Linked DNA regions of Homo sapiens: region 1 is linked to region 2. A link is an interaction called in ENCODE POLR2A ChIA-PET data of the cell type or tissue named here. Cell type or tissue: PC-9. All regions are shown on one strand. Each heading gives the region's core, and the rest is flanking DNA. Links, peaks and the distances in the headings are about the cores only.

The links. Peaks named below come from ENCODE experiments on the same cell type or tissue, not always from the same donor. Only the 100,000 strongest peaks of a DNase experiment are listed, where the experiment ranks them.
Region 1: POLR2A ChIA-PET joins it to region 2 with 12 read pairs; 2 of 35 experiments call an interaction of 5 or more read pairs at or near these places.

What each region holds. Positions count from the first base shown.
Region 1 is chr1:36,277,236-36,283,649 of GRCh38, forward strand. THRAP3 (thyroid hormone receptor associated protein 3) reads left to right here. Exons shown (of 12, transcript NM_005119.4): 3 at 5,298-5,465. The coding sequence starts at 5,329. Among named protein-coding and RNA genes, the nearest start is that of SH3D21, 26 kb to the right of the region's middle. In PC-9, for the core only: no CTCF peak of the experiment used is centred there; no DNase peak of the experiment used is centred there; H3K27ac peaks cover 2,615 bases.
Region 2 is chr1:36,024,631-36,032,850 of GRCh38, forward strand. AGO3 (argonaute RISC catalytic component 3) reads left to right here. Exons shown (of 19, transcript NM_024852.4): 12 at 2,484-2,668. Among named protein-coding and RNA genes, the nearest start is that of TEKT2, 55 kb to the right of the region's middle. In PC-9, for the core only: no CTCF peak of the experiment used is centred there; a DNase peak (open chromatin) is centred at 3,311; H3K27ac peaks cover 673 bases.

The DNA.
Region 1 (6,414 bases), core at 1,415-6,414, 250 kb after region 2:
TGGGATTGCAGGCATCAGCCACTGCACCCAGCCTCACATTTATTTTATTTTATTTTTTGAGATGGAGTCTTGCTCTGTCACCCAGGCTGGAGTGCAGTGGTGTACAGGCAGCTGCCACCACACCTGGCTACTTTTTGTATATTTAGTAGAGATAGGGTTTCGCCATGTTGGTCAGGCTGGTCTCGAACTCCTGACCTCAGGTGATCCACCCACTTCAGTCTCCCAACGTGCTGGGATTACAAGTGTGAACCACCACGCCTGGCTCACATTTATTTATTTTTTATTTTGGAGACAGATAACGTGCTTTGTCACCCAGGCTGGAGTGCAGTGGCACAAACATGGCTCACTGCATCTTCAACCTCCCAGGCTCAAGCAATCCTCCTGCCTCAAGTCTCCCAAGTAGCTGGGACTGTGGGCATGCACCACCATGCCTGGCCTTAAATTTATGGTCAGTTGGTTTTTGAAAAGGGTGAAAAACCAAATGAGTTTTTAGATGTATGGTCAATTGGGTTTTTTAAAAAATTATTATGATTATTATTTTGAGACGGAATTCAGCTTTTGTCACCCAAGCTGGATCGCAATGGCACAATCTAGGCTCACTGCCACCTCTGCCCCCCAGGTTCAGTCGATTCTCCTGCCTCAGCCTCCCAAGTAGCTGGGATTACAGGTTCCTGCTGCCACACCCAGCTAATTTTAGTATTTTTTTTAGTAGAGAGGGGGTTTAACCATGTTTGCTGGGCTGGTCTTGAACTCCTGACCTCAGGTGATCCACCTGCCTTGGCCTCTCAAAGTGCTGAGTGGGGTTACGGTCGTGAGCCCAGCCCCCCTTTTTTTTTTTTTTTTTTTTAAGACGGAGTCCTGCCTTGTTGCCCAGGCTGGAGTGCACTGGCGTGATCTTCGCTCACTGCAACTTCCACCTCCTGGGTTCAAGTAATTCTCCCTGCCTCAGCCTTCTGAGTAGCTGGGATTACAGGTGCCTGCCACCACATTTGACTAATTTTTGTATTTTTAGTAGAGACGGGGTTTTGCCATGTTGGCCAGGCTGGTCTCAAACTGCTGACCCCAGGTGATGTGCCTGCCTCGGCCTCCCAAAGTACTAAGATTACAGGCGTGAGTCACTGCACCAGGCTTCAATCGGGTTTTGACCGTAAATGTAAGGATAAATTTTTTTAAACACAATTGTGTTTTAAGTAAAACGCATCTGTTTTCAAGATCAAGGACCATTGATCTGCTTGGTAATTAGACAAGTAGTTTGAGTCAAGAAGGCTTGGGCTTCTGAAAAGGATGATGGGCTTGTGCTACCCTCTCAAGTGTCTCTGCAGAACAGTTTGAAAACAAATTCTTTCTCCTAGTGACAGAATTATATCTGAAATCAATTCAAAAGGCTGTTTGAAATTCTGTCCTTGTGCCAGGCGTGGTGGATCACGCATGTAATCCCAGCACTTTGGGAGGCCGAGGTGGGCGGATCACGAAGTCAGGAGATCGAGACCATCCTGGCTAACACAGTGAAACCCCGTCTTTACTAAAAGTACAAAAAATTAGCTGGGCATGGTGGTGGGCGCCTGTAATTCCAGCTACTTGGGAAGCTGAGGCAGGAGAATCACTTGAACCCAGGTGGCAGAGGTTGCAGTGAGCTGAGATCATGCCATTGCACTCTAGCCTGAGCAACAAGAGCAAAACTCTGTCTCAAAAAAAAATAAATAAATAAAAATAAAATAAAATAAATACATAAATAAAATAATTAGTTTCAATTCATGTTAAAGAGGAGGCTCCGGGAATGGGAGTCGGGGGGCGTCACAGTATTGCAGCTCTTGAGTGCACTTGTCAATTCTGGTAAGCTTAATATGTGCAGAATTGTTAAGTTTGGCTCTGTTTGTATTTACATGGCAGCTTTTCTTCATCTTAATGAAAATTAGCTTCTTAGTTTTCTAGTTTCTGAGTGTTGAAATGAGTGTTTCCTTTTCCACTAACTTGTTGCCCTTTTTTATTCTTTTAAAGTCTGATAATATCCACCTGTTGTGTAAGTCATCTGGATGGATTTTTATTTCTGACCCAAGTTAAAATAGAATGTTAGACAGTCTGTTACTAGGCAGACATAGATAGATATCCCTGAACTTGTGACAGAAATAAAGGTCTCCATTTGGCAAGAGTGAACCCAGAGAACCCCAAAATAATGCTTAAGAACAACCAAAAAAACAAAATGTATTTTTATTTTTAATATTCTCATTGTAAATTGTTTGTTTATACCTCCACCTCCCACTCCTGAATAACTTACTCCTTTATTCTGACTTCATATAGTGACACTACTGCCAAAAATAGCTCCAAATTGAAATATCTTTGACCTTGCTAGAGCTTGCAACAGTGTGATCTTTTTGGCAGGATTAAAACCGTGGGTTCTTGGCATCCTCATCTAGCAGTCTTTTACTCATCACCTTTTGTCTCTGACTTCTTATTAGTTTCTCAGTTCTCCTCTAAATTATGTCTCTAAGATTTTGCTTGTTTCCCCTGTGAGATGGAGCTATAGCAGCTTCCTAGGCGTTTTTTGTCTTTTGGAAAGTTCTTGAAATTCAAGTATTTTATTTGAATATAACAAAAATAAATACTACCTTTCAGTTTATCTATATCTTGTCACCTTTATCAGATTGTAAACTTGGTAAGGGTGGACACTTGGCATTCATTGGTTCCATAAGTTCGTTAGTACCCCTTGTATGCCAGACACTGCTCTAGACAGGCAATATAACATAGTGGTTAAATGTGCCAACGGTGAGGCTGGGCGGGGTGGCTCACGCATGTAATCCTAGCACTTTGGGAGGCCAGGGCAGGAGGATCCATTGATCTTAGAAGTTTGAGACCAGCCTGGGCAACACAGGGAGACCCCATCTGAATGAATTAATGAATGAGCAAGTCGATCGTGGTTTGGATTTTGGCAGTATGACCTTGGGCAAGTTAATTACTTTCTCTATGCCTCAAAATTCTTATCTGTAAAACGGGATTAAAAATGCCCTCCTCAAGGATAAAATGAATTAATAAAAACACTGGTTAAGCATTTGCTATTCTGGGCGTTGGGTATACAGCACTAAATAAAGAAAGATGAGGTTTCTGTTGTTATAGAGCTTACATTCTAATTAAAGACAGAATAACAAGTAAACAAGATAGTTTCACATACTGAGTTTTGCTCTGAAGAAACAAATAAGATACATACTGGACCTAGAGAATGACTGGTGGCTATTTTTGACTGGGTGGTCAGGGTGAACCTCTGAGGAGATAGCTTTTGAGCTGAGATCTTCAAATTCTGAGGGGTAGGAGGGGAGAAATATTTGATTATTATTTTCCCTTCACAGACAAGAGGCAGCATTACTTGGCAGAATCTCGCTAGGCAGCAAAGTGTGATAGAATAGGCCCTGGAGTTTGGGCCTGGTTTGGCTATTAATTAGCTTTGTGATCTTTGATAGATTCCTTACTCTTACTGTCTTTGATAGACATGTACTTTAGCACTTAAAGTTTTTACTGCTGGGAAGATGTCCAAGGCGCTAATAGAGTATAAAGGAGAGAAGTATACCTTGTAGACCAGGCGTTAACCTCTCAGGGCAACTTAGAGGCGCTCTTCTTTCCTGGAGGGGGAAAAAAGGAAAAAGACTATTTGTTTCTTGGTGGGAAAATGACCCTGAAAGAAAGTTGACTCTTTATTTTTATTTATTTTTTTTTTTGAGACGGAGTTTTGCTCTTGTCGTCCAGGCTGGAGTGCAATGGCGCGATCTTGGCTCGCTGTAACCTCTGCCTCCTGGGTTCGAGAGATTCTCCTGTCTCAGCTTCCTGAGTAGCTGGGATTACAGGCACCCGCCACTACTTTTAGTAGAGATGGGGTTTCACCATGTTGGCCACGCTGGTCTTGAACTCCTGATCTCAGGTGATCAGCCCACCTCAGCCTCCCAAAGTGCTGGGATTACAGGCGTGAGCCACCGCCCCCAGCTGACTCTTTTGTAATAAAGAGCTGGAACAAATTGATGGTTCTTTATGACTAGATGTGCCACATACTCTGTAACTAAGTTAAATTGCATGCGGTTTCTTCTCTTGGAACTAGGAAACCTGTCTCACATCTCCTCATTACTTTTATTAACAGCTGACTTTAGTCTCAAAGCTTCTTTGCTTACTGAGAAAAGACTGCATGCACCAAAATTAATAAGCACCCTCATTCTTGGTCATCTCTTACAGTATTACCCAGTTAGGGTTACATGTCAGGTTTTCCATTTGCTGCTGTGGCTTGGTCTGTTTGGGATTTGTACTACTAAGAAATTCCTTTTGATGAAAGAGCAGAGTGGTTTTTAAAAATCAGTCATTTCATCTTTTTTTTTTTTTTAATGTTACTTTCTGTTTTTAAAGTTTATTTTATTTAAACAGTTGTTTTTTTTGTAGAGGTGGGGGAATCTTCCTATGTTGCTTAGGCTGGTCTCAAAATCCTGGCCTCAGGCCATTCCCACCTTAGCCTCTGGAGTAGCTAGGACTACAGGCCCTTACCACTACATCCAGCTAATTTTAAAAGTTTTTACTTTGTAGGCCAGGCACGGTGGCTCACGCCTGTAATCCCAGCACTTTGGGAGGCCGAGCCGGGCAGATTACCTGAGGTCGGGAGTTCGAGACCAGCCTTACCAACAAGGAGAAACCCTGTCTCTACTAAAAATACAAAAAAATTAGCCGGGCATGGTGGCCCATGCTTGTAATCCCAGCTACTTGGGAGGCTGAGGCAGGAGAATTGCTTGAACCCGGGAGGCGGAGGTTGTGGTGAGCTGAGATTAAGCCATTGCACTCTAGCCTGGGCAACAAAAGCAAAACTCCTATCTCAAGAAAAAAAAAATTTTTTTTTTAACTTTGTAGACACGGGATATTGCTATGTTGCCCAGGCTAGTCTTGAACACCTGGACTTAAGCAGTCCTCCTCCTACCTTGGCCTCCCAGTGCACTGGGATTACAGGCGTGAGCCACCGTGCTCAGCCACTTTCTCTCTTTTTTTTTTTTTTGGAGATAGGGTATTGCTCTTTCCTCCAGAGCTGCAGTGCAGAGGTGTGATCACAGCTCACTGTAACTTTGCACTCCCTCCTGTCTTAGCCTCTCAAATAGCTAGGACTACAGGAACGCACCACTGTGACTGGCTAATTAAAAAAAAATTTTTTTTTTTTTTTTGTAGATATGGGGTCTTCTCAAGTTGCCCAGATTAAAAGAAATGTGTTTCTAAAATGTCCAAAGAGGTTCACATTTGCAAAGGAACTCACTCATTTGTTCTAATGCATTTTCTTACATTAGGTGTAATTGAAAAGTGATCCTCTCTTCAGAGATGTCAAAAACAAACAAATCCAAGTCTGGATCTCGCTCTTCTCGCTCAAGATCTGCATCAAGATCTCGTTCTCGTTCATTTTCGAAGTCTCGGTCCCGAAGCCGATCTCTCTCTCGTTCAAGGAAGCGCAGGCTGAGGTAAGGGGGTGTGACTTTGTATATTGAGATAATCATTGCATCAGTCGATGTGGATGTTTGAAGATCTTTTGTTAGACTTTTCCTGTGAGTGTCAAATGGACTGGGGGGTTGGCTTGAGGTGCAGGGTTGGGCTATAAGATATTCCAGGTCTCTTTAAACTACAAATCCAGATCAGCTTTGACTGCCATGCTGATTGCCTGATTCCTTTCCTCTGCCAGCACATAGTATTTCCCACCCACTTTGGAAGAAAGAACATTTTATTTTTATTTGAGCTGCTTGCTTCAAATCTCTATAGCTGATTATTTTTCACCAAATTATTTTTGAAGGCTTGAACCAAAGTTTATGTGCATCACTGCAAAGAAAGGATAGCTAAGAGGATTAATAATATGAACAACATGGCAAGGAAAAGAAGCTTCAACTCACTAAAATAAACTTACAGAAACTTATCAGGAGTAATTTGTATACAATGTGCCAATTACTAACAAGCTGCATCTGTTTAGTAAATGTATCTTAAAACTTTTTAAAAATCGCTATTGAAAACATCACTTTATCTTACTGAATATGAGCACAGTTCTTTTGAATTTATTGCCAGTATTTCCTAATTCAGTCAGTTTTCACACCTTCAGGTGGATTTCCCTATTTTAATTATGTCTTGGAATAGGATGCCAAACCTCCAGCGTCTTTCCTCTCTTGGTGTGTTGTGAGTTGGATTTTTCATTCTTTAAAAGTGTTTAAACTTTCTTTTGTGGATAGATAAGAAGCTTTCAGTAAATAACAAGTTTCTATATGTGAGTTTGGGAAATATTGGTGTATTTAAATTGGTGTGCTGAAGAGGAATCTTTGTACATTTTCATTCTTTTTCCCACAAGTACATTAGCAAGGAGATGATTTGTCATGTTTGACACTTGGAACCCCTGCTGTTTATTTCAGATGAGTATCTAGAATCCTT
Region 2 (8,220 bases), core at 1,372-6,371:
AAATGTTTAGTCTTCTCTTTGACTAAGAGTGACATTCAAAATTAGTATGACATTTATTTCTTTATTTTATTGAGACAGAGTCTCACTCTGTCATCCAGGCTGGAGTGCAATGGCGTGATCTCGGCTCACTGCAACCTCTGCCTCCCAGGTTCAAGCGTAAAATCAGTATGACATTTCATATCTTTCACCAGTCTCTTAAGTCCTTTATCATTACTCCATTTTCATATATTCTGGCCAAAGAAACTGAAGCATCGTATTCCTTCTATCTCCCTGGCCTTTTTAACCTGTTTCCACTCATGCTGCCCTTTACTGAGAATGCCTCCTTCCTATCTCTACCCATCAGTATCCTCTCTATTTGTGCTTGTCAGTTTTTGTGCAAAATACAATTGTATTATAATGATTTTGTAAATGTATCATCCCTCTGGAATCTAATTTTCTTGAAGAAATGATCCTTATCTAATTTAAATCTCTACTTATATAAAGTATGTCAACAATGAAACATTCTTGAGTGATACAGAGACCAGTTTACCTCAGGCCATTTCAGAATTTGCCTTGCCTTCTTCATGGCAAGAAGAAATTAGAATATGAGAAATAAAATTTTTTTCTATTTAATTCTGTTCATCCCTTTTTATTAATCCCAAATCTCTAAATGGATGCTTTAATGATCACTTAATGTATTTTTTTCCTCCAGAGTTTTTATCCCCCTGCTTTCAAGTGAAATGTCACAAGGATGGCTTATTACAATGCTATGATTATCTTATTTGGCCTTGAAAGGCCAAAAAAAAAAAAAAACAAAACCATTTCCAATGTTTTTCAAACTTGAGCTTTTTTATTTTTCATTTTATATTTGTTATTCGCAGCTTGAATAGATGTCTCAGAATCATTGGGCTTGTGGCTCTTGTTAGGCTAAGTGAAAATACTCAATTTCATACTTCTTTAATTAAGCACCGATAAGGAATAGGAGAAACTTCATCTCTATCCTGAAGGAATCAGAGTGTTTTGGGCAAAGATCACTCAGATCCTTGACTTAGGACCTCAATTGTTTTAAAAAACCAGTGAAGCGATTGTTGCTCATTATTGCTTATTTATACTGAATTCAAAATTTTCTATAAATATGAAATTGGTGGCCGGGAGCAGTGGCTCATGCCTGTAATCCCAGCACTTTGGGAGGCCGAGGTGGGTGGATGGCCTGAGGTCAGGAGTTCAAGACCAGCCTGACCAACATGGTGAAACCCCATCTCTACTAAAAATACAAAAATTAGCCAGGCGCGGTGGCACATGCCTATAATCCCAGCTACTTGGGAAGCTCAGGTGGGAAGATCATTTGAGCCTGGGAAGTTGAGGCTGCAGGAGTGAGTTGTGATTGTATCACTGCACTCCAGCCTGGGCAACAGAGTGAGACTCCACCTCAAAAAAAAAAAAGAAATTGGTTTTGGGGGTTTTTCAGTGTAAATCAAAGTACATTAAAATGCTGCCTGCCTCATCTGTTTATTTGGAGACAAGAGTCTCACTCTGTCACCTAGGCTGGAGTGCAGTGGCATAATCTTAGCTCACTGCAACCTCCGCTTCCCAGATTCAAGTGATTCTCCTGCCTCAGCCTCCCAAGGAGCAGGGACTACAGGTGCCTGCCACCACACCAGACTAGTTTCGTATTTTTAGTAGATATGGGTTTTCGCCATGTTGGCCAAGCTGGTCTCGAACTCCTGACCTCAAGTGATCCTCCTGCCTCAGCCTCCCAAATTGCTGGGATTATAGGTGTGAGGCACTGCACCCAGCCTCATCTGTTTTTAAATTTTGTTTTTATATTTTAAAAAAATCCTCTGAGGGCATAATCTTTCCTGCTATCCTAGTGTGAGATAGGTAATACTATAGAAATTCTGGCTCTACCATTTGTCTAATCATTTGAACTTTGGCCAAATATGTAATGTCTATGAAACTATTTTCTGATCTGTAAAACAGGAATAATACCTGCCGTGCCTCTTTCTTATGAATCTTGTGAGATCAAATTAGAAAATAAACAATAGCTAAAATGTATCAAGTTTTTACCATGGTCCTGGATGGTGTGCTAAGTGCTTTACATATATGATCTCATTTAATCTTCACACCAACCCTATAGTTGAAGCAATCCTTTTACAGATGAGGAAAACTGAAGTAAGTGCCTAAAATTTCATAGTAGTATGTAGCAGAACTGGGAATGGAACTCTCCATACTAACTCTAGAGCTGAGCTCTTAACCAGCATATACTATTAGTAATGCTCCTTGTAAACTACAGAATGCCGTATAACTGTATAGAATGTTCTTCATTTGCAAAATGGATTACTGACAGACCATTACGCTTAACATCAGTAGTCTGGTGACCTCTCATATATGAAGCACACAAATCTTTGCTTCATCCTTCCATTCCCTTCCCAAACTTCCCATTACTACTTTGTAGGAATTCATGACTAGACAAAGGTTTTATATTTAGTGGTTTCTCCTTCCAGGGGTTTCACAGACCAGCTGCGTAAGATTTCTAAGGATGCAGGGATGCCCATCCAGGGCCAGCCATGCTTCTGCAAATATGCACAGGGGGCAGACAGCGTAGAGCCCATGTTCCGGCATCTCAAGAACACATATTCTGGCCTACAGCTTATTATCGTCATCCTGCCGGGGAAGACACCAGTGTATGGTAAGGATATCTTAAGACTGCATTTTTCCTCAAGTACTTGATGTCCTTTTAGGATTATACTGAAACATATCCTAAAACTTTCAAATATTAAAATATATTTTATGATACAGTATTTAAAACCATGTATTATTACTTGAAGACAAATTAATATAGCAAACTAAATAGTCCAAGATGAGACATTGTAAAAAGAGTTTCCGGGCTGGGCGTGGTGGCTCACGCCTGTAATCCCAGCACTTTGGGAGGCCGAGGCGGGTGGATCACCTGAGGTCAGGAGTTCGAGACCAGCCTGGCCAATGTGGTGAAACCCCATCTCTACTAAAAATACAAAAAATTAGCTGGGCGTGGTGGTGGGCGCCTGTGGTCCCAGCCACTCAGGAGGCTGAGGCAGGAGAATGGCGTGAACCCAGGAGGTGGAGCTTGCAGTGAGCCGAGATCGCACCGGTGCACTCCAGCCTGGGCGACAGAGCGAAAGTCCGTCTCAAAAAAAAAAAAAAAGGGTTTCAGTAGTGAAAAGAGGCATTACATAACAATGGCTAAAGAAAGAATTATTGAATAAAAATGGCATTGAGATAATTTGAGTATCAGTATAATGTAGTGGTTAAAAGCACAGGCTATCAAATTAAACTGTGTTGCTCAATATTCAGGTACTGCCGGTTCTACTACCTGTGTGATTTGGCTGAATTACTTAATCACACTAGCCCTTAGTTTCCTCATCTCTGGAATTGGGACAATATTTATGTATGTATGTGGTGTGTATGTATGGGATAGGATCTCTCTCACTCTTTCAGGCTGGAGTGCAGTGGTGCAATCATGGCTTACTGCAGCCTTGACCTCTTGGGCTCAAGCAATCCTCCTTTCTCGGCCTCCCAAGTAGCTGGAACTACAGGCATGTGCCACCACACTGGACTAATTTTTTATTTTTTTATTTTTTTTGTTTGTATTTATTTATTTATTTATTTTTATTATACTTTAAGTTTTAGGGTACATGTGCACAATGTGCAGTTTAGTTACATGTGTATACATGTGCCATGCTGGTGCGCTGCACACACTAACTCGTTATCTAGCATTAGATGTATCTCCCAATGCTATCCCTCCCCCCCCCCCACCCCACAACAGTCCCCAGAGTGTGATGTTCCCCTTCCTGTGTCCATGTGTTCTCATTGTTCAATTCCCACCTATAAGTGAGAATATGCGGTGTTTGGTTTTTTGTTCTTGCGATAGTTTACTGAGAATGATGATTTCCAATTTCATCCATGTCCCTACAGAGGACATGAACTCATCATTTTTTATGGCTGCGTAGTATTCCATGGTGTATATGTGCCACATTTTCTTAATCCAGTCTATCATTGTTGGACATTTGGGTTGGTTCCAAGTCTTTGCTATTGTGAATAATGCCGCAATAAACATACGTGTGCATGTGTCTTTATAGCAGCATGATTTATAGTCCTTTGGGTATATACCCAGTAATGGGATGGCTGGGTCAAATGGTATTTCTAGTTCTAGATCCCTGAGGAGTCGCCACACTGACTTCCACAATGGTTGAACTAGTCTATTTATTTTTTTGTAGAGACAGGATCTCACTATGTTTCTCGGGTTGGTCTCAAACTCCTGGGCTCAAGCAATCCTTAAACCTTGGGCTCCCAAAGTGCAGGGATTACAGGTGTGAGCCACTGCACCTAGCCTCTTTCTGGTTTTAATTGAGCATTTTATATGATTCTATTTTCTTTCCTCTTTTAGTGTATCAGTTATACTTCCTTGATATATAGCACACATACCCTGGGATACTAATAATACCTAATCCATATATAGGGTTGTTGTAAGGATTAACTGAGTCTAATATGTAAAGGGCCTAGAATAGCACCTGTCATATAGTAAACAGTCAATGTTAACTGTTATTATTATAAACAAAATTTTGTGAGATTAATAAGCTAAATATAAATCATTGAATCGTAGAAAAATACAAAGAAAATATAATTTTCAAACCACTGAACGGGGTAAAATCATGTAAGTTTAGAAATAATAGAAGAAATCACAAAAGAAAATTGTCAGATTTGACTGAGTACTGAGTAAACATTAAATTTTCTCTTTCTTTCTTTTTTTTTTTTTTTTTTTTTGAGAGAGAGTCTCGCTCTGTCGCCCAGGTTGGAGTGCAGTGGTGCGATCTCGGCTCACTGCAAGCTCTGCCTCCTGGGTTCACGCCATTCTCCTGCCTCAGCCTCCTGAGTAGCTGGGACTACAAGCACCTGCCACCATGTCCAGCTAATTTTTTTGTATTTTTTAGTAGAGACAGGGTTTCACCGTGTTAGCCAGGATGGTCTCAATCTCATGACCTTGTGATCCTCCCGCCTCAGCCTCCCAAAGTGCTGGGATTACAGGCGTGAGCCACCATGCCCGGCCCTTTTTTTTTTTTTTGAGACAGAGTCTCCCTCTGTTGCCCAGGCTGGAGTGCAGTGGCATGATCTCAGCTCACTGCAACCTCCACCTCCCAGGTTCAAGCTGTTCTTCTGCCTCAGCCTCCCTAGTAGCTGGGTCTATAGGCGCGTGCCACCATGCCTGGCTAATTTTTGTATTTTTAGTAGAGACAGGGTTTCACCATGTTGGCCAGGGTGGTCTCAAACTCCTGACCTCAGGTGATCTGCCCACCCCAGCCTCCCAAAGTGCTGGGATTACAGGCATGAGCCACTGCGCCTGGCCCCTAAATTTCCTACATGTCACGGATGTACTAAAATGAAAAGAAAACCAATAGAGTGTGGAAAATATTTGTAGCAAATAGAAACAATAAACAAATAGTTTATTATTAGTTAAATAAAAACCTTCTTTTTTTAGATTAATGAGAAAAGATTATAAACTGAAATTTAGTAAAAACAAAGCAAGTAAATATATGATAAGTTTGTTTTTATTCATAGTTAAAGAAAAATACAGGCCAGATGCAGTGGCTTATGCCTGTAATCCCAGCATTTTGAGAAGCCAAGGTGGGCAGATTGCTTGAGTTCAGGAATTCAAGACTAGTCTGAGCAACATGGCGAAACCTCATATCTGCAAAAAAATAGAAAAATTAGCCAGGCATGGTAGTACACATCTGTGGTCCTAGCTACTTGGGAGGCTGAGATAGGAAGATCACTTGAGCCAGTAGGTGGAGGTTGCAGTGAGCCAAGATCATGCCACTGCACTCCAGCAGCCTGGGCAACAGAGCGAGACCCTTTCTCAAAAAAAAAAAAAAAAGAGAGAAGAAAAGTACAAATCAATAAAGGGAAAAATTTTGTGCTGCTAAATTAGCAAACATATTTAAATATTATAATACCTAGTGCTTGTGAGTATGCAGTGTATTAATACGTTGCTGATGGTAGTATAAATTGATATTACCTTTTTCATCAAAACTGTAAACATGCCTGGGCTGGTCTCGAACTCCTGGCCTCAAGTCATCCTCCCGCCTCAGCCTCCCAATGCTGGGATTACAGGCATGTGCCACTGCTCCTGGCCCCTCCTGGTTTTAATTGAGCATTTTGTATAATTCTATTTTTCATTCTCTTTTAACATATTAGTTAGACTTCCTTTAAAAATTTTTGTAGTGTTTTCCCTAGACTTTTTAATATATATTTACAACTAATCTGAGTCTACTTTTAGGTAACATTATACCACTTCTTAGATAGTATAGAGATACCTTGTAACAGAATACTCCCAATTTTTCCCTTCTGTACCTTATATTTCTGTCATTTATTTCACTTATCCATAAGCTATAACTACCCAATACACTGTTGCTATTACTATTTTGAACAAATAATCATCTATTAGCTCAATTAAGAATATGAAAATACAAGATTTTATTTTACCTTTATTTATTTGCTGACCTTCAACCTTCCTCCTTACTTTTGTTTTGTTTTGTTTTTTAGAGACAGGTCTTGCTATGTTGCCCATGCTGGTCAGTGGCTATTGTCAGGCATGACCATAGTGCACTGCAGCCCCAAACTCCTGGGCTCAAGTACTCTACCCACCTCAGCCTCCCCAGTAGCTGGTACTACAGGCATGACCCACACTGTACCCTGCTTTTCCTTCATTTATGATTTCTGATCTGTATCATTTTCCTTCTCTCTGGAAAATTCTTTTAATATTTCTTGCCAAGCATTTCTACCAGCAACAAATACCCTGTTTTTATTTGTTTGAGAAACTCTTTATTTCTCCTTCATTTTTTTTTTTGAGCCACATAATGATTTAATGTTTACTTGCAAATCATTCACTCACATAATTTCAAGTACTAAGTCATTCTGGAATTCTTACATTCTGACATTAAGAACATTCACATGTTGTGCAGCCATCATCACTATCCATTTCCAGAACTTTTTTCCATCATCCCAAACTGAAACTCTTTATCCATTAACCAATAACTTTAATATCCTATTAAACCTCACGTAACCCCTGGAAAGCACTGTTCTACTTTCCGCTTCCATGAATTTGACTATTCTAGTTTCCTTATGTACATGAGTCCTACAATATTTGGCTTTTGGCATAATATCCTCAAGGTTCATCCATGTTGTACTATATGTCAGAATTTTCTTCCTTTTTTGGGCCAAATAATATTCCATTGTTTGTATATGTGTGTGTGGGGGGGCGGGGGGTGTGTGTGTGTGTGTATACACCACATCTTGTTTATTCTTCTGTTGATGGACACTTGGGTTGCTTCTACACTTTAGCTATCATGAGTAATGCTGCTATGAACATAGGTGTACAAATATCTCTTCACAACCCTGTTTTCAGCTATTCTGGGTATACATCTAATAAGTGTCATTGCTGCATCATATGGTAATTCTATTTTTAATTTTCTGAGGAACCTCCACAGTGTTTTCCACAGTGGCTGCACCATTTTACATGCCCACCAACAGCGCACAGGAGTTCCAGTTTCTCCACATCCTTGCCCCAATGTTTGTTATTCTCTGGCTTTTTGATAGTAGCCATCCTAATGGGTGTGAAGTGGTATCTCATAATGTCTTTGATTTTGCATTTTCCTAAATGATTAGAGACGTTGGGCATCTTTTCATGTGCTTATGGGTCATTTTTCTGTTTATCTTCTTTAGAGAAATGTGTATTGTCATTTGTCCTTTTTTTTAAGGCAAGGTCTCACTCTGTCACCCAGACTGGAGTGCAATGACACGATCATAGTTCACTGCAGCCTCCATCTCCTAGGCCCATGCAATCCTCTTGCCTCAGCCTCCTGAGTAGCTAGAACTAAAAGCACATACCATCATGCCTGGCTAATTAAAAAAAAAATTTGGCAGGGATGGGGTCTTGATTTGTTGCCTAAGCTGGTCTCTAACTCCTGGGCTCAAGCAATCCGCCTCAGCCTACCAAAGTGCTGGGATTACAGGTGTGAGACATTGCACCCATTTTTCTATGTTTTTTATATATAAGAAGTTATGCTGGGTGCAGTGGCTCACACCTGTAATCCCAGCACTTTGGGAGGCCAAGACGGGTGGATCACTTGAGGTCAGGCGTTCAAAACCAGCGTGGCCAACATGGCAAGACCCCATCTCTACTAAAAATACAGAAATTGGCTGGGC